Regions from separate parts of the Homo sapiens genome. Here regions 1, 3 and 4 are each linked to region 2. The links are chromatin loops, found by intact Hi-C in ENCODE. Cell type or tissue: Calu3. All regions are shown on one strand. Region 1 has its middle 190 kb from the start of LINC01195. Region 2 overlaps GRIN2A (glutamate ionotropic receptor NMDA type subunit 2A). Region 3 overlaps GRIN2A (glutamate ionotropic receptor NMDA type subunit 2A). Region 4 overlaps GRIN2A (glutamate ionotropic receptor NMDA type subunit 2A).

What was found. Peaks named below come from ENCODE experiments on the same cell type or tissue, not always from the same donor. Only the 100,000 strongest peaks of a DNase experiment are listed, where the experiment ranks them.
Region 1: a loop joins it to region 2, with 4 times the contacts of the local background. A loop is called at or near these places in 2 of 110 quality-filtered maps.
Region 3: a loop joins it to region 2, with 9 times the contacts of the local background. A loop is called at or near these places in 2 of 110 quality-filtered maps.
Region 4: a loop joins it to region 2, with 6 times the contacts of the local background. A loop is called at or near these places in 2 of 110 quality-filtered maps.

The regions. Positions count from the first base shown.
Region 1 is chr16:9,646,170-9,651,169 of GRCh38, forward strand. No RefSeq gene overlaps it. Among named protein-coding and RNA genes, the nearest start is that of LINC01195, 190 kb to the left of the region's middle. In Calu3, CTCF peaks have their summits at 49, 298 and 2,128 (motif pointing right); a DNase peak (open chromatin) is centred at 2,122.
Region 2 is chr16:9,843,857-9,848,856 of GRCh38, forward strand. The region is part of intron 5 of GRIN2A (glutamate ionotropic receptor NMDA type subunit 2A); the gene reads right to left. Among named protein-coding and RNA genes, the nearest start is that of GRIN2A, 340 kb to the right of the region's middle. In Calu3, no CTCF peak of the experiment used is centred here; DNase peaks (open chromatin) are centred at 745, 1,815, 2,005, 2,365 and 1 weaker place.
Region 3 is chr16:10,120,814-10,125,813 of GRCh38, forward strand. All of the region lies in intron 2 of GRIN2A (glutamate ionotropic receptor NMDA type subunit 2A), which reads right to left. Among named protein-coding and RNA genes, the nearest start is that of GRIN2A, 59 kb to the right of the region's middle. In Calu3, a CTCF peak has its summit at 1,913 (motif pointing left); DNase peaks (open chromatin) are centred at 328, 888 and 1,928.
Region 4 is chr16:10,077,787-10,082,786 of GRCh38, forward strand. The region is part of intron 2 of GRIN2A (glutamate ionotropic receptor NMDA type subunit 2A); the gene reads right to left. Among named protein-coding and RNA genes, the nearest start is that of GRIN2A, 100 kb to the right of the region's middle. RefSeq lists a silencer at 806-1,100. In Calu3, CTCF peaks have their summits at 891 and 1,091; DNase peaks (open chromatin) are centred at 1,005 and 2,775.

The DNA.
Region 1 (5,000 bases), 200 kb before region 2:
GTCCTCTCCAGGTCAGAATGGCACCTCCATCCACTCAGTTGCTTTTATTAAATTCTCCCAAATCCATTCTTAATATCTTTATATCATTCAAACCTGTATGCCCTTCATCCAATTTCTAAAGGGGGCTTGGTTCCTTTCCCTAAACCATTACATCTGTGCACTTTTCTCCATAAATGTTGGTGTCATCCTAGGCTAACCTTCCATCATCTCTCGCCTGGATGACCTTAAGAGCCTCCTAATTGGTCTCCTTGCTTCTATTCTTGTTGCTCAATAATCCATTCTTGACACAGCAGAGAGAATAATTTCTTTCTTTCTTTCTTTCTTTTTTGAGACAGAGTCTCGCTGTCTCCCAGCTGGAGTGCGGTGGTACGATCTCGGCTCACTTCAAGCTCCGCCTCCCAGGTTCATGCCATTCTCCTGCCTCAGCCTCCCGAGTAGCTGGGACCACAGAATAATTTCTAAAAATACAACTCAGATCATGCTACCCCATGCTTAGCATCTTTTAACAGGTGCGCATTACACACAATATAAGCCCAAATTTCTCAGCATGATCTACAAAGCCATACATTCCTCTCTACCCACGCTGTAACCACACTGGCTTTCTTTCTATTCCATAACTCACTGAGCACACTCCCTTCTTATGGCTTCTAACGTTTAATTTTATTAATCATTTCTTCTTTTTAGGGTATTCCTCATGGCTGGTCCCTTCTTTTTATTCTGATCTTGGCTCAAATTTTACCTCCCCAGGTAAAACTTTACCTACTCTGATAACTAAAGAAAACTTCCATCAATATCCTTGCTTTATTATCTTCATATCCTTATAGCCTTCTAAAAGCATCTTCTTTATTCATATATTTTCCTCATATTATCTGTATTCTACTAAAATGTAAGCTCCATGAAGACAGAGAACTTAGCTGTCTTGTTATCACTGTATCTATAGCACTGAAGTATTACCCAGTGCATGTTAATTATTCAATAAATATTTATAAGATTAATTAGGTGCTTAACTAATACATAGAATATACAATTAACTTATATGGCATAGAAGCACATATAATCACTAACAATACCAAAAATAATTCATGCTATTTTTTTGTGCCTAATCAACAATCCATCAAAATCCCTATATTTCAGTGACATTAGAACAAACAAGTTTCTCAGAGTTCATAGAATTGCCCACCTTTCAGTGAACTCAGGAATACTATTTTATTTGAGAGTTACCCAAGGCAATTCTTGTCTTGAGCTGATGTCAAATGCAGTAAAAACTCACAGGTGATTTTTAATTGAATTGAATTCATTGCATATTTCCTGAACACTTATCATGTATCAGCTGCAGTGCTAGACCTTGCAGACAGAGGTTAATAATAAGTGGTATTTGGGGGTGAGTTTATATTTTGTTTTACATATGTGTGCAGCAACAATCAAGGCTGAGATGAAGGTGGAATTCAGTCCTGCCTCTTCATGTCTGCTGGAGTGATACGGCAAGGTCCACAGATGCCTTAATCATAGGTAGAAAGGAGGTCTCTGAGTAGAAAGAATTGAAATGCTCAGATAAGCTGACAAGCTCTACTGCCTTGACACCCCTCCAACATCTTGCTTCTAAAAGTGGGGTCTGCAGGCAAGCAGCATTGGCCTCAGCTAGTGGTGCAGAACCTCAGGTGCTACCCCAGGCCTGATGAATCAGAATATCCAATCAAGCAAAACCCCCAGGTAATCTGTGTTCATATTAAAGTTTGGGTAGTACTTCATTAACAACGTCACATAAATGGGCTCAAGGCATTCTCTCCTCTGGTGCCCCGATCGGGTCTCACTTCCCTACAGACCACTGGGCAAGCAAGGACTGTGGTGGTGTTCTGGGAGCACCACCCAGGTGGGGATCCCTGGCTGGGAGTACACTTGTTCATGGGTCATCAGCCCTGAGGATTCCCAGCCATATCTGAACAGCCCTGGGCAGGAAGTGTGAGATGGGACAAGAGGGAGTGGTGTTCAGCTTATTATGGTAGCTAAGGAGACGCCTAAGGGAACTCGAGTGACCTACGTGAAGTGTCAAGGATAGATTTTGACAGTTCCATTTATTTATTCAATAACGGCTTATGGAACATCTGCTATACACCAATAGAGGGAGGCAGAGAGCATGGTGAATGCAACATTGCATAATGGTGTTGGGAAAAGTGTCCCGATTTCAAGGAAGCTGACAGCCAGTCTCTGTCATTTCCTAGCTAGGTAACTTTGAGTAAATTACTCAACCTCTTTAGATTTTATTTTCCTACAGTGCAAAATCAGGGTAACAATAGTTGCTGTCTTTTAAAATGGTTGCATAACTGAATGAAACAATGCATACAAATTGCAAAGCTCAGTGCCTGAGCCACATTATAAAAGATCAATAAATGTTAGCGGCTGCTGTCACCACTACTACAAACCCTGGATGCTAGATGCTAGGGCAGTGGTTCTCAACCTTGGCTGAGTGAATGTCAAAGTTACCTGGGGAACGCAGTACACTGTTGGTAGGAATGTAAATTAGTGCAACTGCTATGGAAAATAGTGTGGAGGTTCCTCAAAAAACTAGAAATAGATATATGATTTGATCCAGGAATCCCATTGCTGGGTCAATATCCAAAAGGAAGGAAATCAGCATATCAAAGTGATATCCACACTCTGATGTTTATTACAGCACTATTCACAGTAACCAAGGTATGGAATCAACCTAAGTGTCCATCAATGGATGAATGGATGAAGAAAATATAACATATGTATGGAATGGAATACGACTCAGCCATTGAAAGAATGCAACCCTGTCATCTGCAGCAATATGGATGAAACCAGAGGTCATTATGTTGAGTGAAATAAGCCAGGCCCAGAGAGACGAATAGCATATGTTCTCACTTATACATGGGAGCTTAAAAGGTTGATCTCATGGAGGTAGAGAGTAGAATTATGGTTACCAAAGACTAGGAAGTAAACAAGACAGGAGGGATGAAGAGAAATTGGTTAATGGGTACAAAAATAAAGTTAGATAGAAGACATAAGTTCTGATGTTTGATAGCACAGCAGGATGACTATAGTAAATAATTTATTGTATATTTCAAAATAGCTAGAAGATTTGGAATGTTCCCAGCAGAAAGAAATGATAAATGTTTGAAGTGATGGAATTCCTAATTACCCTATTTTGATCATAACACATTGCATGCAGGTATCAAAATATCACAAGTACTCCATAAATATATACAACTATTATATATCAATAAAAAATGGAGAGGAAAACAACTGAAGTTATTTGGGAGCTTTTAAAATTTGCTGATTCTTAGCCACATCCCAGGCCAACTAAATCATAATATTTGGGGATAAAAGCCAGACATCAGTATTTTTTAAAGCTCCTCAGTTGATTCTGTAACCAAGTTCGAATCCAGCTGCTCACTGCTCAAAAGCCAAAATGTGAGAAGTGAGGTGCAGTGAAAGGAAAGCAGCTTTATTCAAACACTAGCACTTGGGAGATGGTTGGACTCAAGCCCCAAATAAAACATCTCAATATTTTAGGCAAGGGAGTGGATTTAAGAAGGGAAAATCTACATGGAAAGCATGCAGGTGTGGTGCAGTCTTGTGTGTCTTGTTCCGACGGCCATCTTGCATTATTGTCCACCTGGAGTGAGGCCTGGTGCCATCTTGACAATGCTTGGGTTGTAATAATAGATTAATCACTTTGAGGTAATCTCTAAATGGGGAGAATTCCACTGCTGGGTCTTCCCGTCTGGTTTAAGATTAGCCCCTGGAATTTCTAAGCAAGCACATCATTAGATAAGCAAGCACTGTGAAAGAGAGTGCCTGGTGGGAAAACAAAGAAAGAGTTTCAAAATACATTTCAAGGCTTAGACAAGAAGAGACAGAAAAAAAAGTTCTTTACAATGCATTTTAAAGCCAAGCCACTCAGATACAATTCCAAGGTGTAGCCAAAGTATACCTTGTACCATGGAATCTAAGATGATTTTAGGAAAGTTCACCTTCTCTCTGGGGTGCTCACAGTCTTCCAGAGAAGATCAATATGCAAAGAGATAATGATAATTCTATGTTCCAAATATGTGCAAGGAGATATGAAAAAATGACAGCAGGACTGCTCAGTCTAAAAGCCATGTCAGGTAGCAGGAAAAAAGTACCTCACACTATTTTTCTTGTTTTTTATGTAAAAGAAAGTGACTGCCCATGCATGACACATAGTCTGTGGGAAAAAAAAAAAGGTGATTCTCACAGCAAAATGTAAGTAGGTCATTGCAACCCAGACTGACTCCAGCCACTGGCAGTTCTAAAGAGGTCCTGGTTGTTCATTAACCTCTGGGTATCTCAGCTTACTCCTTTGTGAGATAAGTGGGTAACGGTGATGCTCTCTAAGGACCTGCCAGAGGGTGAAGAGCAGAGCCACCATTACCTGCCCCAAAGAGGTGTTAAAAGATTCAGTTAGATGCAGAAACCTGGAGATGGTCTGCAGTCCAGGAGAGGTACATGAGATAGGTATGATCCCTTGCTCATCAGCAGTGTGGCGCACCAGCAATCTGTGATTCCTCTAATTGCTTTTGGTCAAAGAGTCTTGATAAGTCAATCCCCCAATTCAGAGTTCACACCAAGAACAAAGAAACCAGATAAAACTGGTTCGACAGCCGGGTGCGGTGGCTCAAGCCTGTAATCCCAGCCCTTTGGGAGGCCGAGGCAGGTGGATCACAAGGCCTAGAGTTGGAGACCATCCTGGCCAACATGGTGAAACCCCATCTCTACTAAAAATAGAGGTGCGTGCCTGCAGTGCCAGCTACTCAGGAGACTGAGGCAGGAGAATCGTTTGAACCTGGGAGGCACAGGTTGCCGTGAGCTGATGTTGTGCCACTGTACTCCAGCCTGGTGACAGAGTGAGACTCCGTCTCCAAAAAAAAAAAAATGGTTTGACTGGTTGAACTGTGTCCATTCCAAAAGATATGTCCCAGTCCTAAACCTCCGTACCTGTGAATGAGACCTTCTTT
Region 2 (5,000 bases):
GGTTGGGCTAGAGTTAAAACTGCCACAAATATGATAGAAATGTGTCCTAAGTACATTAAAGTTGATGGAATGTCCAGATACCATTTCCTTCTTAGTATACATGGCTCTGAAAAATGTGTCAAAATCGAATTCTCTTTTTCTTTCTGGTCGCTGTTGGCCATGCACTGATGCCCTTTCCCTACCTCTGTTCATTTGTATCACCTTCATTCTATGTTCCTTCCCTTCTTCCCCTATCACAGGCTCTTCCTTCACCTGGTCAAGATTTCTGGAAGATTAGAGAGAAGTTTTAGGTGCCCCAGGTTTAAGATTCAAGGTCACAGGCATATAGTGGCATTCTTTGGTCTCCCTGGAAACCTCAGCCAGTTTATGAGTTATCTCACCCATATCCCTGAACATGAGGTATATTTCTAAATACAAATGATCAATGACGCATTTTCACCCAACAAGCACCCACTAAGTGCCTACTGTGCACAAGACATGGAACTGGGCCTTGGGGACACAGGATGAAAAAGGCACGCAGCAAAGGCAATAGTTGAATTTATCACAGTAATTATGGAATTGCAGACCAGCTTGTAATTGGGAACGTCTGTTGGTTCCTATTACAGCCCTTGTGTGGGTGTGCAGGGGATGTGACTTAACTACACAGACTGAGAAATGGTCCCCATGTGATCTCTCTTAGTGCTCCACCACCACCCAAGAGAGGGAATGACTCACAAAAACAAATACGGGGAAAGGGATCCAACAAATTGTCCAGTTTACCAGCTCTACAATTTCCCAGTATAGCCGGTGGATGTGAGCACAGCCATGCGAGTCAGAGCTGTGTCCAGGTCCTGGGTTGGCTCCTGTCCACCACGCAGACTCAGACAAATCTCATCCAGCACTTAAAAATAAATTTCCTTTCTTCCCACCAATGATTTGACAGTTTGGGAGCTTAATTGACAGCATGGCCATTTCTCGCTACACATCAGGCCAAATGATTTTTCCAATTTTCTCTGCATGTCTTTATCACCCAACTAACAGACCAGAAAGGAAGATTTCTCAGCTCATTTCCGGTTACCTGGTATTCTTAGAAGATCCCACCACTTGCCAGAAGTGAGAAACAAAAAGGTTTCACACAATCATGTTGTCTAACAGGAATTCTTTTTGCAACTGATCAGCCTTCCTCAAAGACGTTCCCTATAGGAAATGCAATTGATCTAATCTTCTTTAATGTTGGGATTAGTGGATCCTAGCAATTCTCTATTGCTCTCACGAGTCAGACTTTCATTTCATCCAGACACAGTAAACTCCTCATATCCCCAAGCGGAAGAAGGAAAGCTGCAAGCTACTATCTCCTCACAGAAACCAAAAACGTGAATTTGAACCTGTTAAGCTGTTGATAGTCTTCAGTAGAAAAGTCAATTCTTTTAAAGACAGCAATTTATTTTGATTTCTCTTCCTCATACAAATGTGACTCAGTACTTGGGGATCTACTTGTTTTCAGCTCCAGGGCTTTTGATTTTAAAGACTCTAAACTCCTATTATTGATTCTGGAGCACACGGGGCCTCAGTTGATTGCCCTATTGAAACACAGAGGGTATTGTTATCATAGGGGAGGTGTCCCACTGAAGTTAGACTCTGCTTTGTGCCAGCCACTTTGCTTTCTTCATCGGGCCAAGTTCTGCTCAAAGAACACCCACCCAAATTAGAACATCCTCTGACAACTTTCCCACATCATCCCCTCCATCCTCCTTGTAACTCATCACTCTCTAGCACTGCACTGGGTTTCATTCCGTTTCCCAAACTCCCAAGCTCCTTTCCTCCCCAGGGCCTTTGCACCTGCCATTGCCTCTACCTGGAAGGCTTTGCCCAGATATTCACATGTCTGGCTTCTTCTCATCCTGTATATATCACCTTAAATCTTATCTGTGTGAGCTAAAGTAACCCCACATACCCCGATGTACTCTCTTCTCACACCACTCTCTTTCTGTTCATCACAAGGTTTATTACAACATGGGGTCACCCATTTCTTCCTGGTCGAATTGTTTTCTAACCACGTAAGTTCCATGATGGAAAGGTCCTAGTCTTTTGCCCTCCCTGTTCATCCATGTATCCCCTGTGCCCAGCAATGTGCCTAACATGCAAACTGTGCTTAATGCACATTCATTCATTCTGTATTAAAACAATTTATTTATAACAATTTTACTTATAACAATGTCTGTGTTATTTCACTGTAAAGGAATTCAGCAAAAATCATTAAAACATTCCTGACCCCAAAACATGGTCTGTTTCACACAATTATGAATCATGATGAATTATGAATCATGAATCATGGGATGTACACTTGCCCTTCCTTGGTGGGCCCCACCTCTTCCTCATCTCCAGGAGAGTGGAGGCTGGGGGACTGCTTATCAAAAAAAAACTTCATCCCAGGGAGCCACAGTGGGGACACTGGAGAAAGCAAGGGCCTTTTTAGGAGGGGCATATTTATTTATTCCATGATGTATTCAGGATTTCAACTTCAAAGAGGCTGACATTTGTGACCTCACTGATAAAATTTTCTCCAAACCAAAACAGGCCTTCACAATACATTTAGCAATCACATATTATATCTTTAAAATCCTGATCTCAAGGACTGAGATCTGGGCACTTGCATCTTGTGTGATAATAGCTGAGACTGGAGTTTGAAACGAGGAAGTAAAAATCTCTCTTCCTAGTCATGAAACAAACATTGGTGTGTCATGCTGTGCCCTTGTAACTGAGGGTGCAAATATTAATAAGTCACATTCCCTATATGTAGGTGGCTCAGAAGCCAGGGAGAAGACAAACTATACACTGTAAAGACAGGTGATGAGGGTAGAGAGAGATACACCCAGGTACTGTGGAAGTAGGAAGAGCTAACCCAGCTTGGGGACGCAGGAGCTACACTTAAAGGATGAGTAAGAATTAGGTAAAAGAAACAGATCAGAAAAGACTCAGAAAACAAATAAAGTTTCCAACAGCAGGCCTTTTTCTTCTGTGAGTCTCCTGTGAGGTGGTGTTTTTGCTTATGTTTGCATTAGGAAATACCAGGATCAGGGCCTTGGAGGTGGCCATGGAGGTTTCTGTGTCCCCAGAGGGTTTGTAGATTAAGGGGACCTCATAATGGACAATGCCAGCTCTTTCTTCAATCATAACAAAAGGAGAAATGACACAGATGCAGTGCCTGCTGGCTGTTGCTGAGCTGAGAAACTGCCAGAAGTTCCATTTGCACCTGGATTGTATCAGAAAGTAACATGCAAGGTGTGTGTTCACTCCCAAATGGAGAGACGTTTTTAACCTTCTTGAGAAGCATAGATCTGGGATCTATAAAAGAGATGGAAGAAGAATGTGTGGGGGGAAGGAAAGGGACAGCCAGAAAAGTGGAAACTAAATAATTATTTTTAAAAAGACTAAAGGAAGCCGGACACAGTGGCTCACATCTATAATCCCAGTGACTCAGGAGGCCAAGGCATGAGGATCACTTAAGGCCAGGAGCTTGAGACCAGGCTGAGTAACATAGCAAGACTCTTGTCTCTAAAAAAAAAAATTAATTAAAACATGAGCCAGACATGGTGGCACAGGCCTGTAGTCTCAGCTATTCAGGAGGTTGAGGTGAGAAGAACACTTGAGCCTAGGAGTTCAAGAATGCAGTGAGCCGTGATCACACCACTGCACTCCAGCCTGGGGGACAGAGCAAGACCCTGTCATTATATAAAAAAAATTAATGTTTTATATATTTTTAACACATAAAAATATATAATGTTTTATATATTTTTAACACATAAAAATATATGTTTTATATATTTTTAACACATAAAAATATATGTTTTATATTTTTTAACAAAAATATGTAATGTTTTATATATTTTTAACACATAAAAATATATAATGTTTTATACATTTTTAACATATAAAAACATACGTTTTATACATTTCTAACATAACAGTAGGGGCATATTTATTTATTCCATGATGTATTCAGGATTTCAACTTCAAAGAGGCTGACATTTGTGACCTCATTGATAAAATTTTCTCCAAACCAAAACAGGCCTTATTTTTATATGTTTTATATATATATAAAAATATATATGTTATATATGTTTAACATGAAAATATATGGTTTATATATTTTTAATATATAAAAATATATTGGTTTCTATATGTTAATATATGAAAATGTTTTATATATTTTAACATATAAATATATATTTTATATATAAACTTGTACATTAACTATATATTTTATCTATAAACATATAGTTTATATATAAAAATAGTTTATATATAAAATATGTAAAAATATATGTTTTATATATCTCAATATATAAAAATGTATAATGTTTATATATTTCTATTTTCATTTATTTATTTATTTTTGAGTCAGAGTCTCACTCTGTTGCCTAGGCTGGAGTGTAGTGGCTCGATCTCGACTTATTGCAACCTCCACCTCCCAGATTCAAGTGATTCTCATGCTTCAGCCTCCTGAGTAGCTGGGATCACAGGCGCCCACCACCATAGCTGGCTAATTTTTGTACTTTTAAGAAAGACAGGGTTTAGCCATGTTGCCTAGGCTGGTCTTCAACTCCTGACCTCAAGTAATCTGCCCAGCTTGGCCTCCCAAAGTGCTGAGATTATAGATGTGAATCACTGTGTCCAACCATATGTATTTTTAATATATAAAAATACGATGTTTTATATTTTTAATGTATAAAATATGATGTTTTACATATTTTAATGTATAAAAATATATGATCTTTTATATTTTTAATATATAAAAACATATGGTGTTTTATATATTTAATACATAAAATATATGTTTTATAATATTTTAAATATATAAAATACACTGTTTTATAATATTTTAAATATATAAAATACACTGTTTTATAATATTTTAAATATATAAAATACACTGTTTTATATATTTAAATATATAAAATACACTGTTTTATATATTTAAATATATAAAATACACTGTTTTATATATTTAAATATATAAA
Region 3 (5,000 bases), 280 kb after region 2:
GAAGCCTTCATATTCTCTCCCCACTCCCCTGCCCCATGGTCCCCTATTTCCACTCCCCTCCAGTCATCCCCACACTGTCCTCCTCCCACAGCTGTCCCCTGATCCTTCCTAACTTCAGCTCATTGTGGCATCTTTTCAGCCCCTGTATCCACGATGCTAACTGAAAAATCCTATTCTATTTCTAATTCAAAAGCCCACATTTAAGCTCATCCTTTCAAACCCAGCCACAGACGTCAAATTTCAGACTGAGGACTGGATATACTTTCATCGGTCCAACACTCTTGGTCAAAGCAGCAATCCACAGCAAGAAGGGTGGGGCAACCACAAAGATTGGCATCTCTGCTACACTGTATCACACACACTCCTACCCCTGACTCCGAGTGACATCAACCACAGACAGTTACATTGAGCTACAGGAAGGATTAAACCACTTCCAAGACCCAGGAGGTCCCCTAATCATTTTGCCCCATGTCTTGGCTCACACCCCTGGAAACACTGGGGGAAAGTCACCTACCTTGTTTGGGGACACCTTTTTAGAGGATAACTCTTGGTCCTCAAGCTTAGAAGCTGTTATGAGGAAGACGTTGGGGCTTTTCAGAATAACATCCGAAGATTACCCCACAGATACCTTCTCCTCTGGAATCGCTCTCAACAGTGTCAGGCAGAGCCCCGGGAGCCCACACATCTTTCTCTGTGTTCTTGTGACCATGGAAATCAGGCAGGTCTCAAGAAACAAAGTCACAAAGGCATGAGCTCATCATCTATTTTCATAACACTAATGCAAGAGACCTCCAACACAAGCAAAGCAAAGGCACCGACTGGGTGCAGCCACATATCATGAGTTTCCAGGCCATTCTGCCTGAGTTGAGATCATTATGCTGCTTCTTTCATTGCACAGGAACGTGGGGGTTTTCTCTAAACTATGACTCATAGCAAAGCATACAGGCAATCATGTAGAGAAACCTGTTCTCCCCAGGAAAGGAGGGTGAGCAAATGCTAAAAGTTTTGATACTTTAATATAGCACTGGCCTTGGCTAATTTTACTTAATATGAAAGATTTCAAATAATGGAAACACTGACAGGCAAAAACATTAAAAGTTTGCATAAAATCTCAAAAAACCCTGCAAACAAGAGAGAAGCATGGTCTAATTAAAATAAAGGAAAAGATTGCTACTGGGTTCCTGAATACTCTTTTCACAAAGGCTTCACGTCAGATGAACTTCAAGCACCAAGCAGCAGGGATCCCACTGAAGTTTATTCAGCGCCCTTCTGGGCACTACCAGCTGTGAAACTGGTAACCTATTGACAAATAGGTTATTTTTCCAGCTGCACCCATATTCAAGAGCTTGACCAGCAAAGTCCCCTGATAATATTTGGCCATGAGTCAGAATGTATTAGGCACCTTCTGTAGCCAGAGCCAAAAAAACTCTGGCTACAGGAGAAACCTGGCACTGTGCACAAGATCCCCTTTTTTAGCATCAGCTGTCCCCTTTGCAGTTTGTTAAAGCTGGAGGAGTTTTAATCCAAGTGAACTCTCTTTCAGGAGGCTTCGGGGTAAGGAAGCTACAAAAGCGGGGAGGTAGGGGCACGGCTGCAAAGTGATGAACATTGCAGCAGGTTCGGCTATTCAGAATGAGCTATTTTCTCCCAAATCCTGTAATTGCCTGGAGCACGTGATCTTTTTGAAGGTCATTAGAGGCATGCGGCTGTCAGATCTCTCCCAGAAAGTTTCGCTTTGATTAGTTAGTTCCTGATGCTTATTTCCTAAAAGGCTCTTTTTGTCCCCCACCCCCCCAAAAAATGGGGAGCATTAAAATTTTAAAAAAGGAATTAGATGAATATCCTGCTAAATGTAACTTGGCAAGATGAAAGGAAGTAGCAAAGAAACATGAAAAGGGTGCAGACCTTCTTGGGCCCCCTGCTGGAGAGCCAACCTGAGGGAAATTGACGCACGATCAGCATATTCCTTCCCCAAAATGAGGCGACTCGGAAATACACAATATCAATCATCATCTATGCAACCACTCATTATTTTGACTCAAACAGAACGACATACATCATTGGTAAAGCCCACGTGGACATTTCCAGGTCCCTGGGGCATTTATAAGCTGGGAAAGGTTAAAAAATAAAATAAAATTCTCTTTTTTAAGGATTCCGATGTCTAAGAAAGCAGCCATGAGGACCTAATAAAGAACTAGAGCTGAATAAGTTGTCCAGTGACTATGATCAAATATACAGCTAGCAATGGCAATGTTTCACATCAAAGAAGAAAATCAAAGTTTTTTCCCAGCACAGGGAGATGGGGCCGATCTCTCTTGGATCAAAAGTCCTTTTTGTCCTCTCACATTTGCAGATGTGTAAATTCCAGGCAGATCTAATGAAGGAGTTACCTTTTCAATCCCTAGATTGTGTTTGCCAAAACTTCCCTTGCAATAGGGACACTCCAGCAACCCTGGCTCGGGGCTCCCTGCGTACTTAGATGTAATACTATGTCAACAACATCCTGCAGGCTGAAGCAGCCTCTTTTTTTTAAAGCCTTGGATCAACTATGCAAGCTCAACTTGCTTTTATTTTTGTTGAAAATACTAAATTCATTTGTCATCACTAATTCCCTCAAGCAAAGGAACAGCTCCTCGTTGATGCCATAGTTTGCAAGATACTGAAGTCGCACGTTGTTTCTAAGAACACTGATGCTCTAAATCTCCAGCTTTTGACTTCAGGAAAATGGCACTTACTTTATATTCATAGAATTTCTGGGGCAGTTCTTCTCAAACTTTAACATGCACGTGAATCGCCGAGGGATCTTGTTAAGAGGCAGATTCTAGCTCGGTCAGTCTGGATGGGACCTGAGATTCTGCATTCAGGTTCCCAGAGGATGTCAAAGCTGCTGGTGCATGGACCACACTTTGAATGATGAGATCTGTTTAGCTGGTTGGTAGGTACCTGGTGGCTGAGCTTTCAAACTCTGTAATCAGACTACCTGGGTTTGCATCCAGCCTCCACTGTTTACCCTTTCTTACTGTGTGCCTCAGCTTCCACATTTGCAGAATAGTGCTCAAAATAACAGTACAAATAGAGCTGCTCCGTGGGTTACAGAAAGCTATATGTATAAATCACTCGGCACAGTGTATGGCACATGAGCACTCAAGAGGTGAGCTGTTTCTGCCCTGGTGTAATCATCCCTCACAGAGCCCTTGTTCCCACCTTCTTTCCAGGCAGTAGAAAGCCAGAATAGTCTCCAGAGACAGATGAAGTGAAATTGCAAGCTTCTGACTCTCACAACTCAACCCATCAGCTTAGGTTGTTAAAAAAGCGAGGTATTGCAGTGCACTATATTGTCATAGTCTGAGAAGGGCCGTGTGCGTGCCCTTGTGTGTTCCAAAACCTAGGCCACGATGTATAGGGAAAAAAGAGCACAGGTCAGGTGGCCCAGGGAGCAAACTGACCTGTGAGATCCTTCGTTTGCTTACTTACAACATTGGGATAATAAAACCTACCATGTAGGGATACTATGAAGATCAGGGATCATGTATGCAAAGTGCCTGCCCTGTATGCAGTAGATGCTCAATAACTGGAGGCTGTTATGCTTGTAATCAAAATCCTATCCTCCCAAGAGCAAACAGGAGAAGAAGCCAACATAACTGGCAACTTAGCCTTGATAACTCTTTGTTTATCCGGGCAAGCGGAAAAGGGCAGGATTCCTTGGTGCTTGGGTAGAGAGCTTTTCCATAGCCTCAGATACAGACAGGGGCACTGAAATTATGGGGTACAAGAGGTTTTTCCAGGTGGTCCAGGTGAGACGGAGCTGGGAGATGGCAGGGAAAGATACAGTCACAATTGATAACTAGAGAGCTATCCATTCATTCATTCATTCATGATATTTATAAGTTGGCCCGTGTGTCAGGTGTTGTACAAGACAGAGCAGAGGCCCCACTCTCAAGGAGCAACCATTTCACAGAAGAGACAGAAACATGTAAATGAACACATACAAGTTAAAGTTGTGGTACAGCTAATGACATGAGGGCTCCTATGGAAAAGGTTAGCAGGACTGTCACGAAGCCCTCTCAAAGGAAATGCCCCAAAAGCCAAGTTGTGAAGAAGTCATCGTCAACCAGTGCAGAATAGTGGGAAGAGCATTCCAGGCATAGGGAACCATGAGGACAAAGCCCCTAGGGTTGGAAAGAACAAGGAGGAAAATGACAGCAAACAAAGCCCCAAAAAAGCACGTAGTGCCCAAATCATGCAGGGTCTCTTCATAGGCCATGGTGAGGATGTTGGATTTTATTCCAAAGGCTACAAGATGCCATGAAAGGGTTTTAAATCTGTCTTACAAAACCATAAATTTCACACTGCAGCAATCAAGTCCCACAATGTCCTGAAACTATGGAGTCAGAACTTGACCTCTTGACGCCTTCTACTTCTTACTAGAGATTCAAGGTCTTTGACCCTGGTGACACAACACCAGTACGGGATTTTTTCAAACTTTTTGCATTTATTGTCGAAGAAGCAGGGGCAGCAAAGAATATTTGGCTTTCCCTGGAAGTCCCAAGGGATGCTGGACAGAACAACCCCAAGTGGAAAGACCCTTGTTAGGAGAAGTCGAGTAAATACACTAGTGAGTAGACCATTCCTCCACTACAAGCTCAGCACTCCCAAGGAATAAGTAAATCCCTACTTAAATTGCCTGGGAGGCCTCCCTCAATTACACAAATCTAAGACATGACAGGGTACAGCAGAGATTCTCCTACAGCAAGTCTGAAGGCTGAGAGCAAAGCAATGGAGCTAAGGCATCATCCTCATACTGCTCATGGTGGGAGGAAAAAAAAAAAAAAAAAGACTGTTCCGAGTCTCCCCTCCCTGGCTGTTTTGCTAAGCCCCAGGCCTACAGGAGGCTGGATGGCCCAGGGGAAGAGGCTGCCTTGCCTACCCTGGGAAAGTGGATGGAGGGTAGCTTCTTCCTCTGCCAAGAAAATCAGGCGTCCTACAGGGAGAGAGAGCTG
Region 4 (5,000 bases), 230 kb after region 2:
GGAATGCTCTTCTGCGTAGCCCACTCCCTTTGAAGCCTCTTTAGGGTCTTTATCCAAATACCATTTTTTTTGGTGATACCTTCCGTGGCATCATATTTAAGACTGCAGCCTTATCTCTGACGTTTCTTGTCTCCAAGGTAAACTCAGGCCTGGATCAGACAGCTCTGCTTTTAGCCATCCACGTGAACCAGGATAAGGTATTTCTCTCTCTAAGCCTCTTTTTCCTCATCTGCAAAATGCGGTTGTGGTAAGGGCTGAATACCATTGTGGTGATGGTTCCACAGGTATATGCCTACATCAGCACTCATCCAGCTGTGCGGTTTATTGCATGTCAATGCCTCAATAAAGCTGTTAAATTAGAAAATGTTAGTAATAATAATGACAACAACAATAATGAAGTGCTTAGTCCACGGATTGAAACATCTTCATAACATGTGAGACACTGTTGCTCTGTGGTCCAGTGTGATGAACAAACACCACAGAGCTTTACCAGCCAAGTGCCTGGAACCGTGCTGGGGAAATGACAGCCTCGTCTGTTCCTCGTGACCACACTCTCGGTGGGTATAATGCCCACTTCACAGGTGGACAAAGTGAGACTCAGGAGCCACACATGTAGAATGTTCTAGAACACAGAAAGTCCTCTTTCCAGCATGTCCTTGTGGCAGATTAGGCAAGACAAGGGGGGAAAAGCAGAGTCCAGGGGGGAGGCAAATTGAGATGCAGGAGGGAAGGAGATAAGAGCAATAGGGAATCCTCAGAGCACCTGGCAGGCCCCCAGCCCCTGGGGGCAGGAGAAGCCAGGCCACGTAGTCATGTCCCCATGGAGAATGCAGCTGCTCCTCTGTGCTCTGCCCTCGGTTGCTACTGCCCTGCGAGGCAACCTCGAGGCTGGGAATCTCCTCCTTTCTCTGTCTGCAGCAGCTGCAGTGAAACAAAGGGCACAGCCCCCTTCAGGCCAAGAGAGGTGAGAAGCTGCTGGGGAGCTGATGTCACCACTACCCCCTCCGAAGCCCATCCATGGGGCACAGTGCACTCCACTGGCAGATCCCGGAAAGGGAGCATGCTGACTGACTGGCTGACTGACTGCCTGCCACATCACCGTCTCTGCATTGCAATTGCAAACACTGTTGTGCATTCTGAATCCCCAGTGTCTTTCTGTTTTTCACCAGCCATGATCATGACAGTGACAACAATAACAATACAGCCTTATGCTCATAGCTCCATTCATTCAAACAGCCATGCAACAACACCTGAGATTTGTTGTGCATCTGTGAGGACTGAAGGTCCGAGCTCCTTCCTCCAACCACCCATACCACACTCACTGAGGACTCACTAGGTGTCAGGCACCATCTTAGCACAAATAAGATACACAAGGCCTGTGCCTTTGGGAGCTTAATTTCTAGTAGGGACTGGAGGAGAGGGGCATATGGATAATAACAACCAAAAAAAATGGTAATGTCACAGTATGATAAAGGCTGTGAAAGAAATAAAGTGCAAGCTAGAGAATAATAGGAGAGAACTGACTGGGTAGTCAGGGAAGGCCTCTTAAGGAGTTGGCCTTTAAGGGGAGACCTGAAGAATGAGATGGAGACAATGCAGCCATGTTTCAGGCAGAGGAAAACGCTAAGCCCATGGGGTAGGCACTATGGTCTGAATGTCTGTATCCCTCCAAAATTCAGATGTTAAAACCTAATCCTCAATGTGATGGTGTTAGGAGGTAGGGCCCTTGGGAGGTGATTAGGTCATGAGGGCCAAGCCCTCATAAATGATATTCATGCCCTGATAAAAGAGGCTCCAGAGAGATCAACGGCCCCTTCCATTACCAATGAAGAACAAAACAAAATGATGACAGCCATCTATGAAAAAGGAAGCAGGCCCTCACCAGACATGAATCTTCTGGTGCCTTGACCCTGGACTTAAGCAGCCTACAGAACTATAAGAAATAGATGTTTGTTGCTTACAAGCTACCCAGTTTATGACATTTTGCTATAGCAGCCCAAACAGACTAAGAAAGCAGGAAAGAGCTTGGCACAGGCTGGGAAGAAGTGACAGAAAGAAGGTTGCTATGATAACGCAATGGTGTAATCAGTGTGATTTTTATGTGTTTGTATCAGAGAACCCTGGGTGCAATTCCTGTATGAAGAATTGCATGAGCACTTTGTATGAGAATGAGCAAGTTACCCTCTGTGCAATGCTGCTCTCAGCGAGCAAATAAGAATGATCATGGAACTGAATTGATGGCACTTTTGTGCATATTAATCAAATTGATTCATGTAAAGTACTTAATACACCACATACAGTAAGTGCTTAATAAATGCCAATTACTGTTCTTATCATCTCCCTGCCTGGTTGCCACAACAGCAGAGTATATTCAGGGCTTAGCACTGAGATCTGATTTGCCTCTGTAAGGTCCCCTGTTAAGTTTCTTGCTGTGGTTCTCACTCCCAAGGCAGTCATCAAATATTTGTTGAATGAGCAAATAAATCAATGAATGGGTTTCCTGATTACCTTATCTTTAAGCCACCAAAAGGCACCTTTTTATGATTAGGCTTCCTTTGCAAGCAATGTGACTCTGCCAGGCCCTGGGCTTTTGCAGAAAGCGAAGGTGGAAGGGAGATGGTTATTAGCCACTGTCTCTGCAAACGACAAGCCATCTGCACCCCGTTACCTAAGCATAGACCTCTGTGGGTGCCAAACTTCAGAGCCCAGAAAGTTGGAAGGGATTCCGAGCTTGGATCCCTCAGGCTAGGCTATTCTTGGAAGCCGAGCAACACGCCTGCCACAGGGAAATGAGTCATGCAGAGGCTGAAGGCTTGATGGATTTCTCCACGGCAGCAGCTATTTATCAGGGTAGATCTATACACCACAGAACACAAAGGGAGCGATGGAGTACAGATGAGCGCTACTTAAAGCAATATCACCCTCACCTTGTATTGCAGATCCTTGTATTGCAGCCAGATGACAATGCCTGGGACCCTCTTACCATCCAAACACCCACCTCAAGGAGGCCCAGCCCTGTCATATGACTGTCCCCATTATACTTGAACAGCCTTTGAAGGGCTTTCAAAGTGTTTCCCAGCCACATCTCCACCCTCCAAGCTCAGGTAGCCCATTCCTTCATTCCCGTCTCAAATGTTCTGCCCCAGTGAATATCTTCGCCTCCCTGTTAGACTCTGAGATCTTGTACTGCAGAATCCACTGTTGCTCATACAATTCTGAGTTGTACCTGAGGGCAGAATCAGAGTGGTCTTTTTGCCTTTTGTGTTTGCAGAGTCCCAACTGCAGAAGAGAGTGACATGCCATAAACAGGTCAAATGTCGTTAATATAAATATCTACCATGGGGCAATTTCCGAGGCTCTTACATGCTTCGTCCTGAGGTTAGCATGAGGCAACTGCACTCACTGCTACGCCTTCCCACACTTATTCTAAGGGACAGCCAGCTAGGATGGAGTGGGAGCTGATGCCCTGGATTAAGGTGCCTGGTTAATTCCACTTGCCTGGTTTCCTTTGTTCTCAAACTCTGCCTGGAGATGAAGCTATTGCGAAGTCAGTCTCAGCTTGTGCTTCTAAGTTCTGCTCCTTACATATGCCCCCAGAAAGTTGTTCCAAGTGAAGGCAGCTTAATTAAAAACCACATTCAATCAAACTGTCACTTTGTTTATGAAAAAGTGTCTAGTGGCTGGAAATGGCAAGAACAAGCACTGAAGATTAATGCTCTAAATTTTTTCTGATTAAAAGTATGATTGAGGCATTAAGAAAGCTAGCTCCATGAACCCAGGGCAGGCCTTAAGCCCAACATTTTGCCATCTTCAAATACAACTGGGGATAGTTGTAAAAACAAATAGAACTTCTCTCTGCCTAGAGGTTTCCTTTCATGAAGATAAAGTTTCTAGCTGGAACTGGCTGTTTTTGCAGGGAAGCACACATGAGACAAGCTTTTTGGAGTCTCTCCAATACCTGCCTGTTTCATAAATGGCACAGTCTCCAAATCTGATGCTCACTGGACCAGGGTCAGGCTATGGAACTGATTAAAATAAGTAGGAACCTCCAAGGCCCTATGTCCCTACTCTCCATTTTCAGATTGGTAAGCTGAGACCTATGTACTGGAAAAATAAGCTCAAGGGCTCCAAGTAGAAATAGTTGTAGTCCTGGAGTCAGCCTTGGGTTTAGCTCCACTTCCAAAATGTGTCAACTTATAGAACCCTTATTTTTTCATAGGGTTATGAAGCCACTGGTCTATTTTATCCAACAGAGAAATCAGCTCCAAGCAAATCCCACCTGGACACAGTGTCTTTGCCTGACTCCAGAAACAAGATGGCACTCTGTCTCCAGTGGTTCCACTTTACCTAGATTTGGAGCCTCCAAAACATTGTATGGCCACACTCCATCTCTGCCTACGATGGAATTATGAGAGAGCTTTGGAAAATGGCTGTTCCAAAAGTGGTAGTCTTAACACAAAGATCAGGAAGAATATTTGATTTGGATTACCAGCCACAGCAGGCAGAATTCTAAGATGTTCCCAAAGTGATAGTCTTAATCCACAGGAAGAATATTTGGTTTGGATTACCAGCCACAGTAGGCAAAATTCTAAGATGACCACCAATGACCCATGTCCTTGTGTGATCTCCTCCCCTTGAGTACAGGTGAACCTGTGAATATGATAGGACATCGCTTCTGTGATTATGTTACATCATATGGTAAAAGTGACAAGATTTTGAAGATATCATTAAGTTCCCTAATCAGCTGACTTTGAGTTAATCAAAAGGGAGATTACCCAAGGTGGGCCTGGCCTCATCAGATGAGCCCTTTAAAAGAAGGCTTAAACCTTCCCTGTGCTCAGAGACTGGAAGCAGCAGAGCCCTCCTCCACTCTCCATCACTGGTTTTGAAGAAGGAGGCCTCTTTGAGTGGCCTCCTCATTTCCCATGAGATAATAAATGGGTGTCACCTGCTAAGTTGGTGGTCGGTTGTTACACAGCAATAGATAGCTGATACACAAG